2 separate regions of the Homo sapiens genome follow, and region 1 is linked to region 2. The links are chromatin contacts, found by Hi-C or POLR2A ChIA-PET in ENCODE. All regions are on one chromosome and are shown on one strand. Each heading gives the region's core, a stretch centred on a gene start or an enhancer-like site at or near the end of the contact. The rest is flanking DNA. Distances are from core to core; before and after follow the strand shown. Region 1 has its middle 33 kb from the start of SDHD. Region 2 holds the start of TIMM8B (translocase of inner mitochondrial membrane 8 homolog B).

Region 1 (4,039 bases), core at 416-2,915, 34 kb before region 2:
AGTCAGGGGTTCTCAAGACAACAGCTCTGTGGACATAGTTACTTTCTCAGGAGGTAAGTCTGCCCCAAGACAGCTGGGTAAGGCCAGCTTCCAGCACCAGCCATTTCACATGCCAAAAGCTGTGCCCTTCTCCTGCTGCCTTCGCCAGTGCAGGGGCCGTCAAGCTGGTTTCATCTCCAGCCATTGTGGTAATTTTATGGCAGGAAACTGGAACTCCTGGCCTTATCTGCCCCCAAGTCTAGAACTGGACCGTGCAGTTTCCTTCCAATGAAGGTGCCCTAACCTTGACGCTGAGAGTGGTAAGAGATTGGACTCTTAGAGCTTGTCCTTTCGAGAGGTTCTTGAGTCCTTTATACAAAATTTTGACCTCTTCTTTAAAGCTATGGACATTGAAGAAATTGGAAGGAAGGGAGGTACAGTTATATTCTTTCCCTAGGGCATTATAGGAAAAAAGTCACAATTCCATAGCAAAAAAAGCCAATTGAGTGATTTCCTTGAGTAATTTTTACTGTAAGTGATTTGCTGCCTCTGCTTAAAAGTCAAGAAGTAGCATCTTCTTTAAGTTCTGCCTCACCAGGCTTCCAGCTACACTTAAAATTAATTAGCTAAGAATGTAGGAAATCATCTTTCTGTGTTCTCAATGCCCAAAGTCAGCCTTGAAAGTAAAGTGTACTTCTCCTTTGCAATGACGAAAAGGAGGTATGTTTTAGAAATAGACTTTGACTAACTAGTCCTACTGACATTCTAAAGCAATCAAAATCACAATGCCCTTTTGTTTGTTTGTTTGCTTTTTGAGAGGACAGGACTGCTTCATTCCAAAACACCCATAAATTAAAATTAATTTCAAAACACCTCCAAAATAGAATAGTTTTTGCCATAGTTCTGAGTCATTTTTTAACATCTTTCTTCTTAATTGGATATTATATCCCTAATAATTCATACCTTTTTGTTTTCTGGTTTTTTTTGGGGGGGGGGTTGGTTTGGTTTGGTTTTTGGTTTTTGAGACGGAGTCTCGCTCTGTCGCCCAGGCTGGAGGGCAGTGGCGAGATCTCGGCTCACTGCAAGCTCCGCCTCCTGTGTTCATGCCATTCTCCTGCCTCAGCCTCCCTAGTAGCTGGGACTACAGGCGCATGCCATCACGCCCGGCTAATTTTTTTTTTTTTTGTATTTTTATTAGAGACGGGGTTTCACCGTGGTCTCAATCTCCTGACCTCATGATCCGCCCACCTCGGCCTCCCAAAGTGCTGGGATTACAAGCGTGAGCCACCGCGCCCTGCCAATTCATACCTTTTAAAGCATATAGAAGAGTTTGAAACAAAGTGGATTAACTACCGTGATTTTTTAAACTACAGCTATTACTACAGTACTGCCAGAGTACAATTGATTTAGCTCATCGTTGCAACTGCCCAACTGAGCAATAGGAGTGGGTTTTTCCACCCAATTTTGTGGGAAACGACCTGAAGAGAAAGTTATATTGATGTTAAGCAGCTCCACTATCCGCGTGACTAATCTTGGTTCATAAGTTTCATTGGGCCTATGACTCACTTCTCTATTTTAGATATTTATTGCCCAGGAAATAACACTGATACCATTAGAACCCGTTTCCAGTTTGAACGATGCCAAAATTACAAGTCAGCACAGGAAAAAGCTCAGCTCCTATGTGTTAATTACAACATCAATGCAAGCAAAAAAGAAAAAAGTTTGAGCTTTTGCAATCCTTCATTTATCCAGCATTTGTGACCAATGGGATGTTCTATATGTTGAGAAGGAGAAAGAGGACAGTCGACGGACCAGACCAGACTGCCCTGCTTGTCTGAGCCTTGGTGTGATCGCCAGGGGGGAATGCATATGGGGTTCAAGTTTAAGGGTCACAACCTTACATTTGTCCAGTTACCCGTATTAAAGATTAAGTGCTAGCCATGCTCTTAAGACATAGGACATAAGCCAAAATATAAATGTATTCATTTTTTATGCACACACACACACACACACACACACACAATAAAACTGTCAAATGAACAAAATTCCAGTGTCCATTAGTCAATATCCTGACTTCCCAGTTTTTTAAAAAAAGTCTCTTTAGAAACCAAGCCATTATCAGAAGTTTGCTTTGAACACATTTTATTGGCTTATGTGCCTGTCCATCAAGTCTGTGAGCTTCTGGTGTCTTTTTTTTTTTTTTTTTTTTTGAGACAGAGTCTTGCTCTGTCGCCCAAGCACGATCTTGGCTCACTGCAACCTCCACTCCCCCAGGTTCAAGCGATTCTCCTGCCTCAGCCTCCCAAGTAGCTGGGACTACAGGCATGCACCACTACGCCCGGCTAGTTTTTGTATTTTTAGTAGAGATGGAGTTTCACCATCAGCCTGTTGGCCAGGCTGGTCGCGAACTCCTGACCTCAAGTGATCCACTCACCTTGGCCTCCCAAAGTACTGGGATTACAGGCGTGAGCCACCACGCCCAGCCTCCTGGTATCTTTTTCATCTCTGTATCCCCAGGACCCAGCACAGTGCCTGGTACATAGTAGATACTTAAATATTTTTTAATATATGAGTGAGTGAATAATAAGATGTATATGAACCCATCTGCAAATTTTAAGGTGGTGTCATTAAGCTATGACAGATGAATGTACCCATCTTCACAGCAGGAGCAGTGGACTTATGAAAGCAAACACAGGAAACAGGGGAAGATGCACATGTATTAAGTCACGATTAACAGCTGGGCGCGGTGGCTCAGGCTTGTAATCCCAGCACTTTGGGAGGCTGAGGCAGGTGGATCACTTAAGCCCAGGAGTTGGGTAATGGCCGACACAGCATGGTGAAAGCCCATCTCTACAAAAAAAAAAAAAAAAAAAATTAGACGGGCATGGTGGTGTACACCTGTAGTCTCGTTACTTGGGAAGCTGAGGTGGGAGGATGGCTTGAGCCCCGGAGGTCGAGGCTGCAGTGAGCTGTGATTGTGCCACTGCATTCCAGCCTGGGCAACAGAGCAAGACCCTGTCTCAAAAGAAAAAAAAATAATTAATTTTTTTAAAATTATGTAAAAGCAAGATTAATGTTGTAATGCCAATTAATGTTTTTAGATGACATTGTGAGAGACATAAAGTACAGAAAATAAGGCTTTCAACGCATTTTAGACAACCAAAGTACATTGACGTGAAGAGGGAGAAGAAAGGAACCCTCAAAACTAAAACTTCCTACTTGTGCCACTGTGTCCACCAACTCAGAAACGTGGGCTTCTGTACCTCATGGAAAATGGCAATGTCTCCTCTCCATGGGAGGTTCTTTTAAATTTTATTTGCATTCATATTACCTTTGAGGGTGGGAATGAGGAAAAACAAAAATATGGGTTAGTCTATGAGTGAAATTTTTCCAGAGAATATTGTCAGGATCATATTACCTTGGAAAAAGATACAATAGAGGCCCATATTGATCGTGTTTAGGTGAGATGCTGAGTGTGTTTCGGTTAAAATGTACATTGAGTTGAAGATACCCTATAGTGGTTAGACCCTGACCTGGCCAGAAGAATATTTTAATCTACTAAACTTATTAGATAAAACAAAGAAGCTAAATTAAAAAGTATTGAATTCTCCAAGATTCTAAGTCACAGGAAGTAATAAACCCATACCAAATAAGCCCCTAATTCTGCAGTAGTAGCTTTGAGGGAGAGAAACCAGCTTCGAGGGAGATGAAACCAGTTTGGGGGAAAGGGAGGAGGTGCCCTGGCCACAAATTTAGCAGGGCCACCAACATAGCTGAGTCATGGCTCAGGAGGCACCTTTAATACTATGTCAACCATCTGTCACATCCATCTTTCTTTTTTTTTTTTTTTTTGAGATGGAGTCTCTCTCTGTTGCCCAGGCTGGAGTGCACTGGTGTGATCTCAGCTCACTGCAACCTCCGCCTCCCAGGTTCAAGCAGTTCTCCTACTTCAGCTTCCCAAGTAACTGGGATTACAGGTGCCCACCACCACACCTGGCTAATTTTTTTTGTACTTTTAGTAGAAATAAGGTTTCACCATGGTGGCCAGGCTGGCTTCAAA
Region 2 (2,700 bases), core at 1-2,500:
CCCAGAAAGCAGCAGCGATGGAGAGAACATACAATGGTGGCTCGGTGACAAGTGTATGTGCTGCACTCCACACCATTCTGGGATAGGTCGGTCCTGAAGAAATGCTGAGATATGAGCAGGTCTGACCACTGGAGTTCGAAGCAACAGAGCTGAGGAAAGAGTCATTAGGATGATCATAAGAACCTCTCCTTTAACAGGACTGACAAACTTTCTAAATGACCATAGGTAAGCTACTTAACAATAAATAGGGGATAACATCTTATTTGTAAAATGAAGATAGCATCTATTTCACTGGGGTTACTGTGAAGTTAAGACCAGGGAACATCTGCATGTTCCCTACTTTATTTAATGACACCTCAGGCATTCTTTAACCTAACTCAGTAATCTGGAAATCATGAGAGACTTTTCCCCTAAATTCAATCGCCAAATCCTATTGGCGTATCTCTTTAACAGTTCTTGAGACAATCTTCTTTTCTTTGTGCTACTTTCCTAGTTCAGGACCTCATCTTGCCCGGACTACTATGACAGTGTTTTCCTCATCAGAATGAAAGCTCGTTGAGGGCGGGAACTACGTTTTCTTCACATTTGTATCCTAGCATTACTACAGTACCTGAGGTAACACAAATGCCCAGGTTAAATGATTTTCGAACTGATCCCCCCTCCACTCCCACATCCAAACACACCAACTCCAGAAGAAATGGGCAAGCTCCTAACCCTCTTTCCCGACTCAGGGTGGGAGCGAGTGGGGAGCATTCTAGGGACAGTGAACGGGGAGAAAACAGAACTGCTATGTGGATTAGCCTCATCAGGACTGCGACTTCCAGAGGGAGCTCTCTTTCTGATTATTCCCTCAACTCGTCAGCTCACAGCAAGTGAAATATACCTTCGGGTAAACATCTGGACCCCTAGACTACAGTGGTCATTGCTGTGATTTCGGTATTTTCTTCTCCTCAAGAGATCTCCCACCCGGCAGATGAGTCCTCACTTCCATCCCCTTCCCTGGCTGGAGGCTACGCTAAGCACCTCAGGGTGGGAAGACCCCTCACCTCGGCCTCCTAGGGCACCGCAAACGGCACTCAGCCTCCAGAGAACCGCCATCTCGTTCCTGAGGGCTCAAGGTCATCCACCAACCCGGAACCACTTAGGCGACAATTCCCACCCACGACGACGAAAGAAAACAGGGAAGAGGAAATGCTGGGTGAACCGGAAGTCGAGAGGCGGTGCACACCCGTCGCGCATGCGCAAACACAGCTGTCGGAAGGTGGCGAGCCTGAGGCGAACAATGGCGGAGCTGGGCGAAGCCGATGAAGCGGAGTTGCAGCGCCTGGTGGCCGCCGAGCAGCAGAAGGCGCAGTTTACTGCACAGGTGCGGGGACGGGGAGGGTGAAGGGAAAGGAAGTTTCACCTTCCTTGGTGGTCCTGGGCACGCTCGGAGGTCTGTACACTGGCGGCTCACTGGTGCTCGATCCCGGCTGCATCCCATTCCCCTCACGAAAGACAAAGTTATGGCTCTCCTGTCCCTGGTGACCGGTAGTGCTCAGGTGCCAGGTATATAAGCGTAGCGTGGAGAAAAGAAAAGGTGTAAAACAGGGAAGATTTGGGCGACGCAAGGGTACGGGAGACTAGTTAGCCGGCGACATGACTGGGCTGGCATTCGAAAGATCTGGGTTCTCATCCTCCCTCTGCTCCTTGCAGGCCACGTGCCCGTAGAAAAGATACTCATCCACTGTGGGTTTTGGTGTCGCCGTCACCCCACTGCCTCACTGGATTGTGAGGATCATATGCGACAATGTATTTGAAAACGACTAGAACATTATCGGAGGAAGGTGGACTCTGAAGTAGTCGCTGTAGACTATGGATGTAGAACAAGGGTTTGGAGCCCTTCGGACATGGTTCTAACGCGGCCTGACTTCTTGCTGGCTACATGACCTTGGACTACATAATCACGCCTCTTAAATGGGAGGTGATGACAGCTATCCTTGAGGACCTTAGAGAGAACTGATTTCTTAGTACCCAGCCTCACAAATAGTAAGCTCTTGGTAAAATGGTTTTTTCCTTTTGGGTGGGAGGAAGAGGGTGCTCGGATGACCAGCAAGAACCCTGGCTAGAAATCTTTGGGCCCTGAACATTCTAATGACAGTGCACATAATTTCTGTGCCTGTATGTGCATTTTTCTGGGGAGTGGATCCATAACCCCCAAAAGGTTAATGGAAGAATTACCTTGTCTAGGGGATAGGTTTGGAATAAAATGAGTGCAATAGTTTGGGAAAATTAATTGGTTCCCTAGTTGGTTCACAATGGTGCTAGCTACTTTGGGGAATATAAAAGGTTATTAGTCCTACCTGAGAATGTACAATCTGTAGGGACGAGGATCTGGATCAATATTGGTGACTAATTAGGAAATGAAGAAAGAGAAGAGCCCAAAGTGACTCCGTGGTTGATTTAAAGAATGGTTTTGTCAGGTGTCAAAAAGTGAGAAGTTAATAAACAAGAGTTAGGCCTATCTGCAGACCCCAATGGTTACTATTTTTCTTTCCTTTTAGGTGCATCACTTCATGGAGTTATGTTGGGATAAATGTGTGGAGAAGCCAGGGAATCGCCTAGACTCTCGCACTGAAAATTGTCTCTCCAGCTGTGTAGACCGCTTCATTGACACCACTCTTGCCATCACCAGTCGGTTTGCCCAGATTGTACAGAAAG

What was found. Hi-C counts contacts between places; a loop is a spot of excess contacts on that map. ChIA-PET counts read pairs that join two places held with the same protein, here RNA polymerase II (POLR2A). Pooled maps may share reads with other maps.
Region 1: a loop to region 2 is called in a map of endothelial cell of umbilical vein, with 5 times the contacts of the local background. The contact joins the enhancer-like site here to the promoter of TIMM8B in region 2. A Hi-C loop is called at or near these places in 1 of 168 maps with a recorded cell type or tissue (endothelial cell of umbilical vein) and 5 of 50 pooled maps. POLR2A ChIA-PET finds 5 or more read pairs at or near these places in 9 of 52 experiments (AG04450, BJ, H1 and 5 more).

What each region holds. Positions count from the first base shown.
Region 1 is chr11:112,118,082-112,122,120 of GRCh38, reverse strand. No RefSeq gene overlaps it. Among named protein-coding and RNA genes, the nearest start is that of SDHD, 33 kb to the right of the region's middle. Within about 2 kb of position 1,665, at least 8 of the 41 ENCODE cell types and tissues checked have a DNase peak (open chromatin) inside an H3K27ac peak, as active enhancers do; they include Panc1 and endothelial cell of umbilical vein, where a contact is called at or near this core.
Region 2 is chr11:112,085,306-112,088,005 of GRCh38, reverse strand. It overlaps TIMM8B (translocase of inner mitochondrial membrane 8 homolog B), which reads left to right and starts at 1,250. Exons shown (of 2, transcript NM_012459.4): 1 at 1,250-1,366; 2 at 2,544-2,700. The coding sequence starts at 1,283. SDHD (succinate dehydrogenase complex subunit D) reads right to left here and starts at 1,133. Exons shown (of 4, transcript NM_003002.4): 1 at 1,047-1,133; 2 at 33-149. The coding sequence starts at 1,098. RefSeq lists enhancers at 1-169, 863-1,132, 496-1,695.